Regions from separate parts of the Homo sapiens genome. Here region 1 is linked to region 2. The links are chromatin contacts, found by Hi-C or POLR2A ChIA-PET in ENCODE. All regions are on one chromosome and are shown on one strand. The core of a region is the stretch at or near the end of the contact, and the rest is flanking DNA. Distances in the headings are between cores, read along the strand shown.

What was found. A loop is a pair of places that touch in the nucleus more often than their neighbours do. ChIA-PET counts read pairs that join two places held with the same protein, here RNA polymerase II (POLR2A). Pooled maps may share reads with other maps.
Region 1: a pooled map shows a loop between it and region 2 (4-fold over the local background). The contact joins two enhancer-like sites. A Hi-C loop is called at or near these places in 4 of 50 pooled maps. POLR2A ChIA-PET finds 5 or more read pairs at or near these places in 2 of 52 experiments (BJ and OCI-LY7).

What each region holds. Positions count from the first base shown.
Region 1 is chr18:25,282,720-25,288,133 of GRCh38, reverse strand. The region is part of intron 3 of ZNF521 (zinc finger protein 521); the gene reads left to right. Among named protein-coding and RNA genes, the nearest start is that of ZNF521, 67 kb to the left of the region's middle. RefSeq lists an enhancer at 1,641-3,345. Within about 2 kb of position 3,206, at least 4 of the 41 ENCODE cell types and tissues checked have a DNase peak (open chromatin) inside an H3K27ac peak, as active enhancers do.
Region 2 is chr18:25,133,167-25,139,451 of GRCh38, reverse strand. All of the region lies in intron 5 of ZNF521 (zinc finger protein 521), which reads left to right. Among named protein-coding and RNA genes, the nearest start is that of LINC01894, 150 kb to the right of the region's middle. Within about 2 kb of position 2,815, at least 2 of the 41 ENCODE cell types and tissues checked have a DNase peak (open chromatin) inside an H3K27ac peak, as active enhancers do.

The DNA of each region.
Region 1 (5,414 bases), core at 1,957-4,456, 150 kb before region 2:
GCCCAGTTTATTGATGTTGCCCAGTAGAGGTTTTTTCTTTTCTTTCCCTGTCACCTATCAGGTTTACAACTCTTGTTGCTGAAACTATTGGGGGGGCATTTTCAGTATTATATCTTTTCTGAGAGGAAAAAAAATCATAAGAATTAAGAGATTTCATGTGAATCAGAATGAGATGTTTTCAGCATTGTGACATTTCTAAAGCAAACGAGTTCTGTGAAAGTCCATTGTAGACAGATACAAGCAAGTAGAATCCTAATGCTTGGTCAAGAAGTTGGATACTTATCTGCGAATCTGAAGTCACACAGTCCTTAGTGAGAGGAAACTGGCTTCAATTTAATGCTCTTTCTGAGGAGGATGACTAGTTGTATCAAAGTAATTTTTTAAATTTCCTGCAGATTTGTTTTTACAGTAGTGAAAAAAATATTAGTTTAAATTGGCCTCTGTGGTCATGTGCCTGTCATTGGAATAGAGTTAGATTACATTAATAAGGAATAGTTGCTGACCTTTATACTCTCTTTTTTTTTTTTCTGAATTTCTCCTGAATTTCTTAAGGAGGGGTTTCATAAAGAGGGTTTTTATGTCTTGCAGAAAATTGAGTTTTGTAGACATTACCTAACTCTTGATTTGTCACACCGGGATCAATAACATTTCGCTGCTCTTAAACACACAGAATCACAGGGGACACATAATGTTTTTTATAAGTGCAGTAAAGTTAACGTGTTGTTGAAACAAAAACTCCTCTGACAGTCCTGTAATAAGTACACTCTGAAACTAGCAAATTATCTGTAATACTAGGAAAGGCAGGAAGAGCGCTTAAGAGTACAATATGTACGTTGTTGGCATTAAGCGCTGCAAGAATAAGAAATTAGGATTTGCTGCTCTCTCCTCAGTTGCATGTCAGAATGATTACGGAGTCAGTTTCCTCAGAAGAGAAGCCGACCAGGCCCCCCAGGAGTGTTTCTTGAGGCCACGTTTTTACCAAGTTTGCTTGGTATGTTTGGTCTCTTTGTTCTTTGAGGATATTCTGTATTAGTTACAGAGAAGCATTTTCCTTATAGCAAAGAAGGTATTTTAAGCTAGATAAGAAAAATGGGCCATTTTCTTCTCCTGTCCCCAAAGTCCATGTCTGGTCCATGAATTTTCTTTTGGAGTATTCACTGATATTCTAAAGATGTCTTCAGCAAATATAAGTCCCATATGATGTAATTTGCAAAAGATATTTGGAATTGAAACCACCCTTGTATGTGCTTTCATTTCCTCAGTCCAGGGAGTCCGAGGATCTTGTGTTAGATTAGACTAGGTGGGCACGCTTTTAACCGCTGAGGTGCCTTGGCCTAGACTCTGCGTCTTCCCCTCCTCCCCTTTTCGTTTAATTAAATTTCTGATTCCCCTTTCCAGACCTTCAAATCCCGTTTTTCTTTCCTCCTACCCAAATGGTGTTTAGTTGTTACTCAGCTTCTATTTCAAGAAATGAAAAAATAGAGATTATTTTTAATATCTGAGAGATATATAGTCTATGAGATGTGACTGATTATTGTATGACCTTTGTTTTTTCTCAACATTTGTTTTTCTTTAGGAATAAAATAGTAGCTAAGATTGGAAATCTGTTTCAATTGAGAAGAATGGGTGTTTTGTTGGTGGCAGACATTGGCTCTCCTCTGTATGGTGGTAGGTAGGGCTGGAAGCTGATGATGGCTGATGTGCAAATCTTGTCATTTTATGCAAGCTGGTGCTGTTCATCCTCCAGCTCTTTGCAGAGAATGTAGTTTTATGTTCATTTAATAATTATCCATTTTGGTTGTACTTGTCGGGGAGAGCTTCTTGAGCCCCATCAGTTTTTCAGAGAAGCACCACTCAAGCTCTTCTGCTGAAAATGTTTTTCCTTCCCTCCCTTCACTTCATTCCACTCTTCCCCTTATCGACTCTCTCATCAGTGCCAGAGCTCTTCAGTATTCCACTCCTGTCCTTTGTGAAGTGATTTTGCCCAGACACGTCTGGCTCAGGGTGAAGTGCCCTCCCCTGAGAGCGCGCACTGCAGCCCCAGGTCGCCAGCACCATGAATACATTATTATCCCAATTTCCATCCTGTTGCCACGGCAGCACTTTTGGAGCTGCTGGGTTATTAAGTCGTACATCACTAATACCCTGATATGAGCAGAAGTTGGATTTAATATCGGCCTTTGATCAGATTACCTCCCAACAGTCAGCTGTCATTAGAAAATTCCTTTGCTCATTATACCCTCAGAGCTCTGGCCTGTGTAGCAAAAGGGTGGCAGTCCTGATACATGGAGGCAATTTCAAGCCTGGGCCTTGCACTGTACACTTAATTTATTTTCTGACCTTTTTGTGATTTGGGGAGATTCTGTATAGCCATGCGTGCATGTGCGCGCGCAGGCGCGTACGTGTGTGTGTGTGTGTGTGTGTGTGTGTGTGTGAGAGAGAGAGAGAGAGAAGTGCAACTACAAAATCTGTCTGTAGTTCTGTAGGTGGTGGATAGAGGTACGTGTGAGGGGGTGGTTGTCTTTTGCCAAGTGATACTATACTTTGTTGGAAAGTGTCTGTTTTCTGCCTGTCCTCGGGTAATGTATAAAACATGGTGCTTCAGGTAGAGATGAAGGGTAAACTGATGTCCCCCTAAATGGCCAGCCTGTGTATGCACCTAACACTTCACTGAGCAATCTGTCAACATGTCAGCAACACATGTTTTATAAAAAGCCTCCAGTGGGAGCAAAGGCTCCTGCCAGGGCTTAGGAAATGCTTTGAATTCAGCAGATTTCTATTGCTGGAGTCCCCCGAGGTTCCTTTTACAATGCCTACATTTCAGAAATTTGAACTTGGGACCCTTAGGGGGTTCTCTCCGAATGCCTGAAAATGTAGAGTTATATTGTTGCGTGTCCCCAAGCGGTCTTTACTAATACCTGAATTCGGAGAAGCTGGAAATTACAGAGCTCCCCAGGGGAAGCTTTATCCACACCAGGAAGAAGAGAATAACTCTGCAGGGAGATTGCTTAATGCATTGCTGAAATAAAAGAATTTGAGAGAGATGGGTTGAAGTGTTTTTTTTTTTTTTCCCTTTTCTGGCCACTCCTTCAGCTTAGCTAAGTCCTTAAAGACAAAGTCAGGGTAAGGAAGCAGCTGGGCTCTTTTTAATGAAATTTTAGATGTGGCTTTTGAAATAGTCAGATGCCTGATGCCTCCCTGTGTGTGTGTGTGTGTGTGTGTGCGCGCGCGCACGCACATGAGTGTTTGTGTAGTCTCTCTCACTAGAAACCTCTTTTGTTTACATGCAAAAAGTTGTTTTCATTTTTAGGTGCATCATCAGTTTCATCTTGTTTCCTTCCAGGCTTAGCTGTTTCTTTTTTTATACTCCCAATGTACCTGTCTCAGTTACTTGGAAATATTTCTTCATCTCTTTCTCTTTTTTTATGGTGCTTTTCTTTTATTACATCTGCCTGTCATGCTTTGTACTCTCCCCTTTTCATAACTTGTGGTGTTGCTACTTTCCTTTCGAACTCTCACTGCTTTATTGAAGACTTCTTTATGCCTATGACTCTGCCTCTCTTTTTAATTTTCCTCCGGCCCTCAGCGCTCTCGTCTCAACTCAGATTTTGGAAATACTTGGGTATTTTTTGGCTGCTTTCTGATGAGATGACTTTGCTGATTTTTTTGTGTGACGTATTGTTATTTTGCTGCTGCTACATTTCATCAAGACAGGTTGCTTTGACAATTTGGAGTAGATCTGCAAGCTTCAGACTCGGTTGTGCATTCATTCAGGAAGTAAAGGATAGCTAGAGCAGTGCGTTTAGTGTGTGTATGTGTGTGTGTGTAAATGTTTATCATACATACATAGGGCTTGAGGGCAAGGGTGGGAGTGTCATTGTTGTATTTTAAGTGAATAAAAAATTTTGAAGTCCATTTCTGTTCTTTATTATCTCTGGTAAAGAGAAAGAAAAATATCCTCCTTGTGTGTGCACTTTTCTAGATCTTTCCTTGGCTGTCTTTTGACACCATGTCACCTGACCTTATCAGGAGGGAGCTGGGGGCTCAGGCTCATGTTTACTCAGGGTCCTCCTGGGACTGAACACTACCTTTGAGTCCAGCTTCTTTCAGCTTTGCAGACAAAGACAAGGAGGACATTCTCACAGAACTCAGCCGTCTAGTGTAAAACAGTTCCAGCTGTTGCTGCTCATGAATTTTTTTGGGGGGGGGGGAAAGTATTGGCTTGTTTTTTAGGTGTGGCTACATTCATAGAGCTGTCTCCAGACATTGATTTTTTTTCTTCAACTGATTCCGTTTAAAAGTGGTGAGGGATTAAAACACCAACTCTTTTGGAATTTGGCAAATTATAATAAGGTTTTAAACTCCCGTCAATGATGATGGGGGTATTCAGATCTTTTGCTTTTGAAGTTAAAAAGGGTCAGATGTTTTCAGATTTACCCAAATTTACGATTTCCAGCAGCACATTATTTTCTATTTTCCATTTAAGTTTATGTTCAGCTATTGAATAATATTCTTGGATTTTTCTGGAAAGCTTTCTGGTGAAACATCAAGACAATGAAATTAATTATACTTAATGCAGACACATAAACTTGGAGGGGGTATAGTTGGTGTTTTTAAACTAATGTTCTTGCTGATACAGCAAAATCCTGTGAAGGTTTTATAGACATATTTATTGTGGTCCAGTAATTGGAGACCGACCTCAGCTTTTAATTAGCGTATGTTGGACCAGAGACCAGGGAAGAGCCCCTGAATTAGGCTCTGATTTTGACTCTTGCTAAGTGCTGGCAAATTCAAGGGTTAAGCTTAGAGCACAGCAATCCTCATGAGTAGGAGAGGCAAGAGTGGGAATGTATGATGTGCAAAACCAGGTGACTGAGGTGAAATTCTTCCTTAGACAGAAGGAGGCAACTTTTCAAAGTGAGGGGCCTGGTGGAAGCTCTTTGCTGAGAAAAAAGATAGTGAGTGGAGGTGCTTGTTGATATGTGTTAGAGGCTCATGCCAACACTCCTGTGAGATTTTGGTTGTACTTTCCTTGGATAGAGTGCTTGTCCCATCCATTACACAGAAAGAGGTACCAGCTGCTTCCTGCACAAAGCAGGCACGCTGTGGTTAAAGTCATTCTCTGTAGGTTTAATGCATTGGAGGAAAGCATTTTGTACTTAAGCACTTTAAGGATTCACTGAAACACTTGAATCTGGCTCCCTAAAAATTTTAAAAGCTCTTTTATCTCTACTCCACGTGGTGCCTTTCACTTAGAAATCTTCTGTGTTCTTTGCTGTCCTTGTCAGTCTGGAAAGTGCTTTATTCTTGCTGGATTTTTTTGTTTTGTTTTTCTTATTTGCAGGTGTCCCTGGTAAAGGCCTAAAGGGGGGAAAAAAAAGCAGTAGGATTTTTTACTAAAATAATATTTCTTT
Region 2 (6,285 bases), core at 1,566-4,065:
CTGTATGGTCTTTTGCTACAGATTCCTTTGCTCTTAAAGGCTTATTGTCTTTTTTTTTTTTTTTTTTTTTTTTTTTTTTGAGACAGAGTCTTGCTCTGTCGCCCAGGCTAGAGTGCAGTGGTGTGATCTCAGCTCCTGGATTCAACCTCTGCCTCCTGGGTTCAAGCCATTCTCCTGCTTTAGCCTCCCGAGTAGCTGGGATTACAGGTGCCTGCCACCACACCCAGCTAATTTTTTTTATTTTTAGTAGAGACGGGGTTTCACCATGTTGGCCAGGCTGGTCTTGAAATCCCAACTTCATCATCCACCCACCTCAGCCTCCCAAAGTGCTGGGATTACAGGCGTGAGCCACCGTGCCCAGCGTCTTTTTGCATTACTAACTTGGTGGAGGCACATGGAACGCTTACTCAACAACCCAACAGGCATATAGATTCTTCTTGATATAGAAAAGAGTTTGCCTTTCTTCTGCACAGAAAAATATCCCAGCAGCTAAAACCCAACCATCTTGTACAATGTCCTTACTTGCTGGACTTAACAGAGTTCCCTCCAGTGCCCTGTGGCCTGTTGAATGAGTAAGGCAGTGTTCGTGGGTAGAGCACAAGATAGGATGGGAATCACAAGGCCAGGCTCCTGCCACCAAATTGATACGTGGAAATGAGGCCAAGCCAGTTCTCTTCTCTCAACCTCAGTTCCTCAGTTTCCTTTTATGTTAAATCGGGGCATTGAATGAAATGGTCTTTAAGGCTCTTCCAGGACAAAATTATTATAATTTGAAAAGTATGAAAGATCTGTCACCTGCAACTATTATTTTTTGATCATACATTTTCTGTTCATTAGCTTTGAGATGGTCCACAGACTTCTAAGCTAATGCTTTATCGATGAAATCAGCTCCTTTCTTCCTGCTTTTCCTGAGCTCTGTCCTCCCCACCCCCACCCTCCACTCTCTTTCTCAGAGAATAAGAGGTGGCTTTCACACCAGCTGGTTAATTTCCCTGGTTTCACACTACTGTTTAATGATCCGTTTCTCGTGTGCCACCTCTCTCATCTATGGAAAGATAGGTACAAATTGTACCTATAAAAATTAGAATATTATTCAGGGTTATCTTTTTTCTTTCAAAATTTTGAACCTCAAAATAACTTTCCGATATTTGTTTTCCTTCACAAGTTCTTTGAAATATGTTGAGGTCTTTGACACCCTCTGTTTTCAGATGCTGAGAGAGTAGATGCCTTTAATATTCTCAGTTGTATTCAAAGCATAGCAGTTGAATCCCTGGGAGGTATCAGCCCTGGAACTGGACCAGAGTATGAAGCATGTGGGCAAGGTTGGGCTTGCTGGTTCCTCAGTCTCCCAGGAAGTCCTTGGTACTGTTTTGTGTCTGGTTCTACCAGCGGAGGCCCTATCCCAGTGGGTGAGGATGTCTGTGTGGAAGTCCTTACTTAAGAAAGACCTGAGAAATTGATTGCTTGTAAAATGGAGTCACTAAACAAGGGCTTACAGAAGGAGAGTTTCTGAACACCCCCATTAATAAAGACTTTTTTTGCTTTTAGTAAAACAGTGCTGCATAAAGAACGGTGGCCTTAGGATTAGGCATCCTTAGGATCAAACGCTAGCTTTGCCACTTACTAACTAACACATGGAAGTCTCTTATTTTCTCTGGGACTTGGTTCCTCAGCTGTTAAATGAAGGCGTTGGACTCGATGTCTGTCCCAGTTCTTCCCCAATGAGGTTGAGGCTCACTGCTGGGATTTAGGAAGTGTGTGTGCACACACATGTGCTCTGTCTGTCTGCTTGTCCATAAGGAAGTGCAGAATCTGGACAGGAAAAATGAAGAAGACGGACTTGATTTCCTGCTGACATTTTCCTCTGAGCCAGTCAGATCAGTCAGCTGCACTGGACTCCATGGGACCAGTCTTCATACCTGTGATTGTCTGCTTAGTGGAAGGTCTAAATGTGGTAATACAAATGAATTGGCCATTACCGGCGAGACAAATCCTGATAATACAGTTAGGAACTGTCAGAGGAATCCGCCAAAGAAACAAGAGCAAAGCTTGTAGGGGCAGCCTACTTCCAAATATCCCAGTTCTAACAGTAGAGAAACCTTTGCCCGAGGTGATACTGTGGGGCAGGGTTTGAAGGAGCCTTCTCCACCACTTATAGCTGCTGGATTGTAAAGGTTATTTTGGTTTGTGTTTTAAAAGGAAAGCTATTTGCACTCATGCCATACACTGTGGTTGTTCTTTAACACTGCTTTGGCAAGCAGAGGAGTTTTCAGGAAGGACATTAGCAAGAAGGGTTATAGATTTTGGCTGTTTTAGGAAGACGCAGTCTTTCAATTACATTTAAAAAGCACCAGAAATGGAACACTTGTTTTTATAGACGTAATCGGATTTGGACTGGACTGTGGTGTGGCGAGACTCATCCTGGGGGTTACAAGGAGACAGAGGAGGATCCTTTTGGGAGGTCAGAGGGCACAGCAGCAGGAACCAGGCCTCCCTGCCTGTGTTTTTCCCAAGGTCTCTTGTATTCCCCCAGTCCAACAACCACATTCGGCACACTCACTCACACACACATGTGGTGTCCCATTTGGTTTAACAGTTCAAATTCATATAGGAACTTTCAATTTGAAATTCAGCTCTGTGGGTGATCTTTTGGGGCGGAGAATATTTCAACATAATCTAATGGAATGAAATAATTTTCTGTTTTATTACTAGACTCCAAAACAAAGGATCTGGCGTCTGGTGCCCACACCTCTGTAATCAGTGCATGACAGGAGAGACAGCGTAGCCTAGTGATTAACTCTGGTGTCCCTGGAGTCAGGAATCCCTCTTCCCACTCCCTGCTTCTGCCCTTCTCACGTGGTCTTGGGTGAGTCATTCACCCTTTCTCAACCTGAACCTCTCCTTCTATGAAAACAATAAAACTGATCATTGATAATAATAGTAATACCTCAAAGGGCTATAGAAAGAATTCAATGAGGTCACATATGCAAAGAGCTCAGAGCAGCACCTAACAGTAATTACCCAACCCATGTTAGACATTATTGTTGTTATTATTGTTGTGTTTTTAATACTTAGCCTTTCTGACTCTTGTTTTCTTACCTGAAATGTGAAAGAGTTGAACTAGGTGATCTGAAAACTCCTCTATCTCCAAAGCTTACTAAAATATTGATGTAAAATAGGGACTATATAGAAGTATTTTAAACAAATTGGCATGAACATAATATCAACAAATCACTATGCACTTTCTGCATTAATTGCATAGAAATGAAATTTTTCTTTCCAAAGAAACTGTATATCCAGAAGAAGAAAACATTGGGAAGCCAACAACTTTTTTTATATATTATTACGAAATTTTTGGTGCATTTCTTTTAACAAAATAGCTTATTGATTTATGTGAAGGGAAAAAGGGGAATATTTCTGTCTACTTTAATTTTCTCTGATTTTTTTGTTGAGTAGCAATAATGTATTTTATCTTGTATAATCTTTCAAAAGCCTTCACGTTTTTAACAAGATCTTACAGCTGTTTATATGTTATACTGAAATATAATATTGACTAAGCTGACATATATATTAAAAAGCAACCAAGGAATAAAGGGTATTGTTTTGGTATATAAATCAAAAATAATACAGCAACTGGTCTTTCAGTGATTAAAGCTGCCTTTCCCTTTAATAACTCTCCTAAGAAACAGGAAATGTAATTTCCCTACACCTTTCCTGGGGCTCTCCAATCAGCTAGGTCCTCTGGGGGTTCCCTACTGTATATTCCTTCATCAACAAGGAGTCCCCCAAGGGGCCCACACACACTCTGTTAAAATTAGCTGTGCTCCACATTAGTGACGGGAGCTGAGTATTCCTCAGAGGGGTACACAGTTGTATGGTGCTGCTTCCTGTTTGAGCAAAATCATATCTTTAATTGCAGAGAATTTTTTTCATTACCTGTTAATTGATAAATCATGCTTGCTCCTGCTGCTGTGGCTTGTGTAGCAAACCTGGTCATGGAGCCGTCTCCAGCCCAACCCCCATCATCCTTCCAACCCAAACAAAAAGGAAAAGAAACATTATGGCCAGAGAAGGAAAACAAGCAGGTTGGATTTCTGGGCAGTAGCCTCAAGGAGTTGCATTAAAACAAAACAAAGACATACACACACACACACACACACACACACACACACGTATACATATACATGTATGTATGTGTACATATATAAAATAAGGTAAAGAAGCCATTTAAAATGTTTCTCTTTTCTTTCCCCCTCCTTTTGTCATTCTTGTCCTTTTATTCATGTTTCTAATCTGGGTAGCAAGAGGCCACTGTCTTGGCAAGAACAGTAAAAATCCTGAGTATAGTGAAATAATTTAGCTGATAATTCCCCACTGTATAATTTTCTACGCTTCCTGCTAGCTGACCTTGTGGGCTCCTGTCAAGTTGCTAAGGGAAATCCAGCAGGACTCCAGCTCAGTTCCTTTACTTTTAAGAAGTATTACAGGATAGAGTGGTGTGTTTGTGGCAGCTTAGTTATGGGGCCGTACATTCTGTGTTTGATCAAATAGCACTAAGCACCCCCTCCCCACCACTTGCTTGGATCTTCTCCTCCCACCCCTCTTTTTGTGGTAGCTGGAAGATGGAGAAATTGCTGCAAAGTGTTGAGCTGGAATCATGAGCTTGATGGATGTCATCAGAATGTGCCTGGATCCCTTGGGGCGTGGCCAGGGGAGGAGGCTGGCCAAACTGAAGACATCTAATGGAGCCTTTTATCTCAGAGATGTCAGTCTTAGTCCAGATTGGGATGGAGTGAAAAGCTGCAACCGCTGCAATAAAAATTGTTTTGGAGTTGGAACACATCACCCCCAATTCCTTGCTGTCTGAAGTCCGCTTCCCACATCCCCAGTCTTGCTGGGCTACATCAGATGCAGTTTGGGCAGGTAGTAGAAGGCAGAGTAAGCAGATGGGAATATTGTCTTTATCATAATGTTCACAGACCAGGCAAAAGTTACCCTGCTCATTAGGAATGGGACACAATACACCATTGATTTGTGTCCAAGTAATTCCCAGGTAATTATAGGCCATCGATCTAACTGAGCAGTAGCTATGGTGGTTATATTCTGCAAATCTCATGTTGCCTCACACCTGGTGACTGCAGCGCCATTACATCAAAAGATCTAGAACAGTTTCCTCCTTAAGCTTCCTTTGGCCACAGGGATGTGTGGAGACTGTGGGATGGTTCCAGAAGTCTTTAGGAAGCCTGATGACTTGTACTTGCAGCCACTCTGCAAGCCTTGTTCTTTAAAATTCCGTCTGTTAGGATACAAGAGGTAAGGCAGCTTCCTGTTTGTAGTTGCTGTTTATAGGCCGCCAGCAGTAAGACAGGAATTGCATCAGCTGGCTGGTTTTGTGTCTCAGCTGTCACCAAAAGAGTGTAGTAATATTCCTGATTAAATGTCATTACTCTGTGGCACAAAAATGGGAACACTGACATGATTTTGGATCTGTTCCTGTTAAAATTCAGCCCTAGTAGCAAATTATGTCTGCTATGGATTAAACACAGCTATTTTTGAGCTATATTCTATTGCAGGCTCAGAATTTTTATCAATAAGTCTACACATTATACCCATTGATTCCCTCAGGCCTTTAACTAAAACATTAAAAAAAAAGAGACCCTAAGTAATAGAATGTTGAAAACTATTGTTCAATCAGCAGCTGCTGTCGACTCAAAATAATGTGGTTAATGTCCTAGATTAAAATAAATTGATGATAATAAAGTTGATTTGGTAACAGGAGGTAAAACTATAGTGTGAGAAAATAAAGTTTATTTTTGTATGCATTGTTGCATATATGGATATGTTTAGATACACAGTAGTCTCCATTACCTAGGAAGAATTTATTACTTGTATCATAATTATCTTTTAGTGGCTTATATGTCTATAATCAGATGATAAATGGTTATGTGGGTGAAAGAGAAAAGAAAGTGAGGTCTTAAAGAATTTGAAAAGTCAATTCTAAGGAAATAGTCACAGATTGTTACTTCTTGCCAGAATTAAAATTACATCATTGCCAAATCTTAGCCTCAAGAAAATGAACTGTAAAACCTGCTCATTTGTCCACTTCCAGTTCCTTTAGCTGATTACAAGCTCATAGCCAGATGGGAGCAAACAGAAGTAGTGAGGGGAGACATTTGACTCTTAACCACAAATGCACGTAGAATCTATATTAGGCCATGTTAATACATTCATCTAGATTAGGATAATAAATTCAACTGCATTTGACAATACTGGTAGATGGTATTA